2 separate regions of the Homo sapiens genome follow, and region 1 is linked to region 2. The links are chromatin loops, found by intact Hi-C in ENCODE. Cell type or tissue: HCT116. All regions are shown on one strand. Each heading gives the region's core, and the rest is flanking DNA. Links, peaks and the distances in the headings are about the cores only. Region 1 overlaps UNC45B (unc-45 myosin chaperone B). Region 2 has its middle 61 kb from the start of SLFN11.

What was found. Peaks named below come from ENCODE experiments on the same cell type or tissue, not always from the same donor. Only the 100,000 strongest peaks of a DNase experiment are listed, where the experiment ranks them.
Region 1: it touches region 2 in a loop (2.2-fold over the local background); 27 of 110 quality-filtered maps call a loop at or near these places.

The regions. Positions count from the first base shown.
Region 1 is chr17:35,169,460-35,174,835 of GRCh38, reverse strand. UNC45B (unc-45 myosin chaperone B) reads right to left here. Exons shown (of 20, transcript NM_001267052.2): 11 at 4,905-4,999; 12 at 4,581-4,722; 13 at 3,374-3,514; 14 at 467-594. Among named protein-coding and RNA genes, the nearest start is that of SLC35G3, 22 kb to the left of the region's middle. In HCT116, for the core only: a CTCF peak has its summit at 3,229 (motif pointing left); no DNase peak of the experiment used is centred there.
Region 2 is chr17:35,310,254-35,315,629 of GRCh38, reverse strand. No RefSeq gene overlaps it. Among named protein-coding and RNA genes, the nearest start is that of SLFN11, 61 kb to the left of the region's middle. RefSeq lists enhancers at 284-942, 1,604-2,263, 3,442-3,943. In HCT116, for the core only: CTCF peaks have their summits at 2,563 and 2,763 (motif pointing left); a DNase peak (open chromatin) is centred at 2,739; H3K27me3 peaks cover 856 bases.

The DNA of each region.
Region 1 (5,376 bases), core at 212-5,211, 140 kb after region 2:
ATTTCTCTTTTGTATAGAGACAGGATCTTGCTCTGTTACCCAGGCTGGAGTGCAGTAGCACCATCATCATTCACTGCAGCCCTGAATTCCTGGGCTTAAGTGATCCTCCTGCCTCAGCCTCCCAAGTAGCTGGCAGTACAGGTGCACACCACCGTGCCAGGCTAATTTAAAATTTTTTTGTACAGATGGGGTCTCAATATGTTTCCCAAGCTAGTCTTGAATTCCTGGGCTCAAGCAATCCTCCCACCTGGGCCTCCCAAAGCCCTGGGATTACAGGCATGAGCCACCACCCCTGGTCCCATGTCACTTTTCAAAGCTGATCCCCTCAGACCTTTCTCCAGGCTTTCCCAATAGTTTATCTCCTCATTTAGGCCCCCACCATTTCTATCTCCCTGCCCAGTGTGCTGCACTCCAGGACCCTCGGCCCCCAGCCCTAGTTCCAAGCCTTGGCCCACTGCAGCCCCACCTGGCCAGCAGCTCCTTGGTCTGGTCAGTGAGGATGGCACTATCTGCTTTCACCATGCAAGCCAGGGCAGAGATGACACCCGCCTTCAGAAGCCGCTTCACCCGCATGTCTATAAAGTCCTTCTTGTCCTGAGGAGATGAAAAGATGGCAATGTGGGAGGGTCCTGGGTGCCAGGCCAATCGGTATTGGAACCAAAGATGGTGCATTTCTGAATTCTTGGGGTTGGTTGAATAATGGCCTCCAAAGATGTCCATGGCCTGGCCAGGCACAGTGGCTCATGCCTGTAATCCCAGCACTTTGGGAGGCTGAGGCGGGCGGACCACGAGGTTAGGAGATCAAGACCATCCTGGCTAACACGGTAAAACCCTGTCTCTACTGAAAATACAAAAAATGAGCCAGGCGTGGTGGCGGGCACCTGTAGTCCCAGCTGCTCAGGAGGCTGAGGCAGGAGAATGGCATGAACCCGGGGGCAGAGCTTGCAGTGAGCCGAGATCGCACCACTGCACTCCAGCCTGGGCGACACAGCGAGACTCTGTATAAAAAAAAAAAAAAAAATCCATGGCCTAATCTCTGGAACCTGTGAACGTGGGACCTTACATGGCAAAAGGGATTTTGCAGACACGATTAAGTTAAGGATTTTGAGATGAGGGGGTAAGCCTAGATTTCTGTGTGGGCCCAATATAATCACCAGGATCTTTATAAGAGGGAGGCAGGAAGATCAGAGTTAGTACTAGGAGATGTAACAATGGAATGGAAGTGAGGTCAGAGTGGTTCAAGGTCACCAGCCAAAGCATGTAGGTGGCCTCTAGAAGCTGAAAAAGGCAACAAAATGATTCTCCCTTAGAGCCTCCCAAAGAAACCAGCCCTGCTAACACCTTGACTTTAGCCGAGTGAGACTCATTTTAGGACTCTTGACCTCCAGAACTATAAGATTTTTAAAACCGGGCCAGGCGTGGTGGCTCCCGCCTGTAATTCCAGCACTTTGGGAGGCTGAGGTGGGTGGACCACTTGAGCCCAGGAGTTCGAGACCAGCCTGGGCAACATGGCGAAACCCCGTCTCTACTAAAAATACAAAAATTAGCTGGGCATGGTGGAGCGTGTCTATAATCCCAGCTACTCAGGAGGCTGAAGCAGGAGAATTGCTTGAGCCCAAGAGGCGGAGGTTGCAGTGAGCCAAGATTGCACCACTGCACTCCGCCTGGGCGACAGAGGGAGACTCAGTCTCAAAAAAAAAAAAAAAAAAAGTATAAAAATTGCGTTTTAGGCCACAGTGCGTGTGGCAATGTGTTCTAGAAACAATAGGAAACTAAGACACTTCTCCAGATTCCCTCTTCCCAAGCAACTGCCAAGGGGTATACAGCACGCCTTGCTGTCGTGTGTGATTGTCTCTCCTCTCTTCTTCCTTGCCTTACCTAATCCCAAGACAGAGCCTGAGGAGCTGATACCGTAGAAAACCAGTCCCAAAGATTCTCTCATTCACAGAGGAATGAAATAAAAGACGGATAATCCAAAAGACTAAATGATGCGTATATTGTTTTTCTTGGAGAAGGCTGAGGTGGGAGTGGAGGTAGAGAGAGGGTATAGGCAGGAAAGGACACAGTGGATGAAGCCGCCATAACAATGGATTGGGTTTGCTGGAAACCCAAAGTCAACCCAGGGTTAAAGAGTCCCTACAGATAATCCTCAGAGTGAGGAGTGGTGGGGAAGGGGCTGACAACCCTGGGCAAGCCCTGGAAGCCACACTGGAACTTCACAGCCACAGCACATGCTCTGCACCCTTGCCTGGATGAAACATCATGCAGCTTTCAAAAATGATTCAGAGGCCAGGTGTGGTGGCTCATGCCTGGATTCCCAACGCTTTAGGAGGCCGAGGTGGGTGGGTCACTTGAGGTCAGGAGTTTGAGACCAGCCTGACCAATATGGTGAAACCCTGTTTCTACTGAAAACACAAAATTAGCCGGGCATGGTGGTGCATGCCTGGAATTCCAGCTACTTGAGAGACTGAGGCAGGAGAATCACTTGAACCTGGGAGGCAGAGGTTGCATTGAGCCGAGATCTCACCACTGCACTCCAGCCTGGGTGACAGAGCAAGACTCTGTCTCAAAAAATAAATAAATAAAATAAAAATGATTCAGAGAATGAGATGGCAATGTGAAAAACATATTTTTCCAAAATTGGGCACAAAATGATAAATATATTCTAATTATAACTGTGAAAGGAAAAAAGATACATAGAAAAAAAGCCTCTGGTAGGTAACATAACATCAAAATGCCAACAGCAGTCATGTGGAGATGACGTAATCATGAGTGGTTATTTTCTTTTCCCCACATTTTAACTCGTTTTGCAGCATGATTATATTACTTTGATCATTAAAAAAATCTAAATGATTTTATTGGCTGGCAATATCTTGCATATATTCTTAAACAAATCACACACAAATCATATCTTCATGTGCAGGGAATTGTTGGAGAGGGTTCCAGGGGATCTGTGACTTCTGGGCTAATGCTGACCATGCCTCTCCTCTCATGATTCCTACTTAGCACCCATGTCACAAAATCCAGAAATCTGAGAAAATCAAATTGTTATCTGTTGGAGACATGAAATAAAACTGTCTTTTATCCATAAAATCAACAACACAAATTGCAAAGTGTCCATCATGGCTCTGTTTGTTTTCTCAGACTATAAATTGTTGGATTTTTTTCAAAATAGAAAATAAAAACAAAGAAAAAGCATGAGCACCATCTGGTGGGAAAGTTTACCATTAACATATTCAATGTATGTGTATCTTACCCCCAACCACCCAAACACACACCGTGCCACTCCTGACACCACTCCTTTTGCCGTTCCGCCTCCTTTGGAGGCCTAGTGGCACAGACCAGACCCCTCCCGGGTCGCGCCTGACCCTACCTTGGGGTGTTCCTCGGGCACATGCTGCTTGGAGAACTTGGCGAGCTGGACAAGCTCTGGGATGACCTCCTTGACATCGTAGCTGTTGGTGCAGTTCACCAGGGTGGTGGCCACCGAGTACAGGATGGTCTTGTCACTGGTCTGGAAGGCACAGGGTTGGGGAGAGGGAAAGCAGAAAGGAAACTTTAGGACAAACCTCTGCTTCCAGGATGCTCCCTCACGTGGCCGGCAGGTTGGTGTCGGAGGAGTGCAGCTGGTAGGGCCCATTCTGAGGAAAGACAGCAGCGCAGGAGAGGAACGGTTCTCCCCATAAAGGCAGGCAGCAGTGTCTCCTGCACCCTCCACAGTAGCTCTGACAGTATGAATAGGAGCTGTCCCACAAAGATCCTCGCTTTGCGCCTCTTCCACAAGCCCAGTCTAACACTTTCCCATCCAACTGGAGATGGGGTGGGAGCTGGACATTTTCCGGTCCTGGTGAAAATCTCTCCCATGCTTCCTCCATTTACTGGTAGAAAAGGGCCAGGGAGTTGGCCCAGCAGATGAGGAAAGGAGTCTGGGGGGGCCTGGGAGGGAGGGCAGGTTCCCAGAAAGGCCAGGCACAGCCTCTTTTATTTATTTATTTTCTTGAGGCAAGGTCTCTCTCTGTCACCCAGGCTGGAGTGCAGAGCTGGAATTCTAGCTCACTGCAGCCTCGATCTCCCAAGGCTCAAGCAATCCTCCCACCTCAGCCTCCCGAGTAGCTGGGATTACAGGTATGTGCCACCACGCCCAGCTAATTTTTGTATTTTTTGTAGAGTTGGGGTTTCACCATGTTGCCTAGGCTGGTCCTGAACCCCAGAGCTCAAGCCATCCGCCCGCCTCAGCCTCCTGAAGTGCTGGAATTACAGGCACGTGCTACGATGCCCTGCTTTTTTTTTTTTTTTTTTTTTTTTTAGCTGCCTCAGGTCCTTCAAGACCTCACCTCCTGAGGGCCCCAGGAAAACAAACTGCCCTCCTGTGCATCTTCCCATCTCTGGAAGGCATTGGGAGTCGGGAGTCCATTTTACAATCAGGTAAAATGAGGGCCAGAAAGGGGGAAATAACCAATCATGTTTATACAGGGGTAAGGAGTAGAGCCAGGAGGAAGACTGGGATCCATTCCCTGTGGGTCTGGACCCAGCAGACCTTTCCTGAGGTTTGTGGTCGGGCCAGACTCCCCGACACCTGCCTTGGCCAGCTCAAACATGGCCTGCAGGGCAGGGACGTCCTGGACAAAGTCGTCCTTCACATCAGCGTCCAGCGTGAGGTAGGCCAGGCCCTCCACTGCCCAGCGTCGGGTCCGAGTGTCTATGGACATATTGCACAGCCACCTGGAAGTGAGGAGGGAGCACACATGGGAAGGGGCCCAGGGCTAGGTCAAGAGGGTGAAGCGATTTCAGGGTGGTGAACCAGGGGTGAGGTCCCTTTCACACTCCACTAGAGCACACCCCAGAGACTCTTGCCCGGAAGGCGCATGAGGAGATGGAGGGCCTGGGAAACACAGCCCCCTTACTTGCGACACTGTTTGGCCAGTTTTTCTGTCGACCCTTCCGCAAACTGCCTGAGACCGTAGTCTGTGCCACCTGCAGAGCCGAGCTTACAGAGTCCCTGAGGAGGAGAGGAGACAGCAGACACATGCAGGATCAGAGACACCAAGGCTTGGGGATGAAGCCTTGCTCAAACAGGTTTCTATGGCCAGAACACTTCGCCCCTCTTTCTTTGCTTGGATCCACCTCTGTGCAGACTGTAAAACTCAGCTCAGGTGTCACCTCTGCTGAGATACTTTCCCTGATGCTCTGGGTTAGGGTAGAGGCCCATAAAGTTGCAAATTCTTGACCTGCCCCCTTCCCCCACCATTTTGACCCCACAGATGTATTGTGCCTGCCATTTTGAAAAACCAGCAAGACCAAGTTAACCATATCTGAAGCTTCAATGGGGAACCTTGTTACGGCACAGAAACTGACAGAGAAATCCTATCTTCTGGA
Region 2 (5,376 bases), core at 79-5,078:
ATCTATATATCATAGAGGCCTACCGTGTGTCTGAGAAGCTTAACACTGAGTAGTCAACACTGGGACATAACCCAAAATATACTTGTCGGAATGTAAAAACAGATTCCATTGGCAGCCACACAAAAAGACTGAGTCATTTATCAGAAAAAGAGTATCGGCCCCTCCCTGTAATCCCAGCAACTTGGGAGGCTGAGGTGGGTGAATCGCTTGAGCCCAGGAGTTGCAGCCCAGCCTGGGAAACATGAGCCCAGCCTGGGCAACGTAGGGAGACCTTGTCTCTACAACAAATACAAAAATTAGCTGGGGATGGTGATGTGTGCCTGTAGTCTCAGCTACTCAGGAGGCTGGGGTGGGAAGATCATTTGAGCCTGGGAAGTTGAGGCTGCAGTGAGCTGAGGTCACACCACTGCACTCCAGCCTGGGTTACAGAGCAAGACCCTGCCTCAAAAGAAAAAAAAGAAGAGTATCAGGTTCCGGTTCAAGATGACTGAGTAGAAGCAGCTAGTGCCTGCCTCTCTCTCAGAGAGGAACACAAAGTAGTGAGTAAATACTAACTCTACAAGTGAATAGGCTGAGATCATGCTAGGATTTTCTTCAAGGAAGTGATGGGACCCACAGAGAACAGAGAGAGAGGCAGAGCTGGAGCAGGGAGAAGCTCCCTAAGGCAGAGAAAGAGTCCCTGGGGAATCTACACTTAGGTCTTTGCAATTCAGGGTATGGGAGAGTCCCTTGACCAACCCCCACCCCACTGTGTAGGCCTCCAGACCTACAGAGGGTCTATGCAGAGGCACACTCAAGCCCACGTGGAACCCCTGGGCCTTTGATCCCCATGCAGCCCTGCCAACAAGTGGGACCAGCCTCTTCTGCACAACCCTAGGTTGTGGTGCAGCTGTGGTGCTGAGGAGAGGCCAAACTGCACACTGCACAACATCTCCATCCCCACTGCTCCTCACCAGACAGGGTCCCAGGCCTGGGCTCCTAGCACAGCTGCCCTGACCCCGCCTGAACACTGTGGCTCGTAATGGCTTGTAATGGGGATCAAGTTCCCCAGAGGTAACTGACAAGCCCTCCACAGTCGCCACTGCCGCTGCCTCCGCTTTTGCTGCCCTCAGGCCAAGGAGGGAACAAGAAGACTGGACACATTTGTGTGTACCTCCAGCATGGATGTCACAGCCAAGATACGGAGGAACAATGGACAGACTGCACACACCGGGCAACTCTCTGCATACACTATGAGGCTCACCACCTTCTGGCACCCAGTGCACCCGCCCCATTCCTGCCCGAACACCGCGGTGGAGACTTGGTGTTCCTCTGCGTGCAGGACTCATTGAGGTAGCTGACAGGCCCTTTTCGATCTCTGTTGCCTTTGCCTCCCCCTCCACCCCTGTTGCCCCCGGGTCTGGGAGGGAACAAGGAGGCTGGACACCTTCCTGTGCCTTCAGCACTGATGTCTCAGCTGAGATAAGAAGGAGGAGACTGTGTAACCGAGGACTCCCCGCGTCTGCTGTCCCCTGCCAAATCGGGCTCGCTGGCTTCCGGCCCACAACGGCCTTCCTGCCCCTTCCTGAAATTATGGCCATGGCTCGGTTCCTTTGAGAGCCCAATTCCCTGAGGCCAGCAACAAGCTTTTTGGCTCCATCCCTACCACCCCCAGGCCAGCGTGGGAAGAGGAGGCTTTGCACCTTTGTGTGCCCGCAGCAGTGAAATCCAGCATTGCTTGCGTGGGAGGGAAGTGCAAGAGTGCCCCGTCCCCACTGCCCCAGCTGAGGGGTCCTGCCCTCCCCGGTGAAAGACCCACAGCACAGCCACCCTGCCCCATGTAAACATTTTCAGCTGCAGCCCAGAGCCCTTCTGAAAACCCAACCCCCCAAGCTTTTGATCTTCCTTGGGATTCCACCGCCCAAGTGCTCTGCCTGCCCTCACCTGAGAGTTCAGCGGTGACCGACCCGGGAGACTAGCCCACTCCTCGTCATCACAGCCCGTACCTGAAGTCTGGGCTAGCCTGACCCTGGTCCAGCCCATTCCGGACTCATATACACTGTCCCAGCAGGCCGTCTGGGGTCCTGGAAACGGGGAACTACCTATCCCATTCCAACTCTGCTGCCACCCGATAACTTCCACCGGGGCCGAGGTCAGGTGGACCCAATCAGCGGACACCACCATAACCAACCATGTAAGGGTTTGGGGTGGAGCTCTCCCCGCCCCACCCTTCACATGAAGCAGCAGTGCTACCACATCAGAAAACAGAGGAGCCACAAAGCTATCTCTATTGGGCTGAGTTACAAAGTTTTGCCCCCAAACCACTCCCACGGAGACTCACAAAACAGTTTCCTGTGGCTCTCAACCACGTAGGGGTCCAGAGATTGGCTATGTGTGTCTGAACTAGGAGTCACCAACCCCGCCCAGAACAGGGGTGTGATAGGCAAACAGATCATGTTCCTGCCTATGTAGGATGGGGAGCCAGTACAGCCCCCTAACCTCCTCACCCCAAAGACACCTCAGCGCATTTCACCGGGAGCCACCCACCCACTGTCATCAGGGCTGGTGCCTGCACTCACTACTGGGGCCTTCTTAGGCAAGCTAGGGGCTCCAGCTACCCTCCAAGAACAGGAAAGCTTAGGGTAGGGGGCTCTCCACTGCCCAGCCCACCTCCTGAGACAATAGAGAGAACTTCACAGTAAACAAAGATCAGTTACATACTCCTCTGCTTGTGCCGCAGCTGACAATTACCCTTAAGCGCCATCTACTGGCCTGTAGATCAAATATCACAGCCCAGTGTAAAACCTGCCAACAGAAGTGCATAGGGTTACAGAAGCAAAGCCAGAAGGCCCTACTCAACATACTCTGTAGCTATACCCTGCTAGAGATGGGGTGGGGGAGAAAGGCAAAGAAAAAAAATTCTTTCCACATTAAATTAATTACAAAAATTAGAAGTGCTAGCCTCTCCAGATAAGAAGGAAACAGTGTAAGAATTCCAGCACCATGAAAAATCTGAATGTTGTGACACCACCAAAAGATTACACTAGCTCTCCACCAATGGACCCTAACAAAAAAGGAAGCTCAGAAATGACAGAGAATTCAAAGCATGGATTGCAAGGCAGCTCAACGAGATCCAAGACAAGGCTGAAAATCGACGCAAGGAAACTACTAAAGCAATCCAGAAAATGAAGGAAGAGATAAGCATCTTTTTAAAACTTATCAGATCTTCAGAAATTGAAAAACTCACTTACAGAATTTCAAAATACTATTGAAATCTCTATCAACAGACTAGATCAAGCACAAGGAAGAATTTCAGAGCATGAAGACCAATATTTCTAACTAACTCAGTCACACAGAAATAAAGAATTGTTTAAAAATGAGTAAAATTTTTTAGAAACATAGGATTATGTTAAGCAACCAAATCTACAAAAGATTGGAATTCCTGAGAGAAGAAGAAAAAGTAAACAGCTGGAAAACTTATTTGAAGGAATAATTCAAAAATGTTTTCCTAATCTTGTTAGAGAGGTAGACATCCAAACACAATAAACCTGGAGAACACCTGCAAGATACTATACAAGACAAATGTCACCAAGGCACATAGTCACCAGAGTATCCAAAGTCAATACTAAAGAAAAAATGTTAAACGACACCTAGAGAAAAATGTCAGATCACTTACAAGGGAACCCCATTAGGCTAACAATGGACTTCTCAGCAGAAACCTTACAAATGAGAAGAGATTGAGTACTTATTTTCAGTATTCTCAAATAAAAGGAAGTCCAACCAGGAATTTGATGTCTTCCCAAACTAAGCTTCATAAACAAAGAAGAAATAAAATATTTTCCAGGCAAGCAATTGTTAAAGGACCTTATTTTTTACCACTAGACTAGCATTACGAGATATCCTAAGAGAGTTTTAAATATGGAAATGAAAGAATGATGCCTGCTACCACAAAAGCACACTTAAGTATTATACATAGTTCACAGACCTTATAAAGCAACTACACAAATCGGGACTACAAAGAAACCAGCTAACAACATCACAACAGGATTAAAAACCTCACATATAAATATTAACGTTGAATGTAAATGGTCTAAATGTTCCACTTAAAAGGCACAGAGTGGAAATTGGACAAAGAGGAGCTAGAGAAAGAGATAGGGGTAAAAAGTTTATTCAAAGGGATAATAACAGAGAACATCCCAAACCCAGAGAAAGAAATCAATATCCAATTACAAGAAGGTTATAGAACACAAAGCAGATTTAACCTAAAGAAGACTACTTCAAGGCACGTAATAATCAAATTTCCAAAGCTCAAGGTTAAAGAAAAGCTCCCAAAAGCAGCAAAAGAAAAGAAAAAAATAATATGCAATGGAATCCCAATAAGTGTGGCAGCAGACATTTCAACCTTACAGGCCAGGAGAGAGCTGGCATGACATATTTAAAGTGCTGAAGGAAAAAAACACCCACCCTAGAATAGTATATCAGGTGAAAAATCCTTCAAACATGAAGGAGAAATAAGACTTTCCGAGACATACAGAAACAGGGATTTCATAAACGCCAGACCAGTCCTACAAGAGATGTGAAAGGCAGTACTTCAATCAGAAATAAAGACATTAATGAATGAGAAAAAATAATCTGAAGGTACAAATCTCATTGGCAATAGAAAGTACACAGAAAAACACAGAATAGTATAGCACTGTAACTGTGCCGTGTAAACTACTCTTATCTTAAATAGAAAGATTAAATGATAAACAAATATAGTAAAAACCAACTTTTCAAGACATAGTCAGTACAATAAGATGAATAAAAACAACAAAAAGTTAATTTTTTTTGAGACAGGGTCTTGCTCTTTCACCCAGGCTGGAGTGCACCGGTGTGATCTTGGCTCACTGAAACCTCTGTTTCTCAGGCTCAAGTGATCCTCCCACCTCAGCCTCCTGACTAGCTGGGACTACAGGCATGCACCACCATACCTGAGTGGTTTTTCTATTTTAAATAGAGATGAGGTTTTGCCATGTTGCCCAGGCTGGTCTCAAACTCCTGGGCTCAAGCAATCTGCCCATCTAGGCCTCTGAAAGTTCTGGAATTATAAACATGAGCCACTGCACCTGGCCAAAAGTTTTGTCTTGTAATCTATTTTGTCTGACACAAGTATAGCTACTCCTGCTCTTTTTTGGTTTCCATTAGCATAGAATATCTTTTTCCATCCCTTTATTTTCGGCCTATGTGTATCTGTATGGGTGAAACATGTTTCTTATAGGCAACAGATCATTGAGTCTTGCTTTTTATTTATTTATTTATTTATTATATATTTATTTATTTTATTATACTTTAAGTTCTGGGATACATGTGCAGAATGTGGAGTTTTGTTACATAGGTATACATGTGCCATGGTGGTTT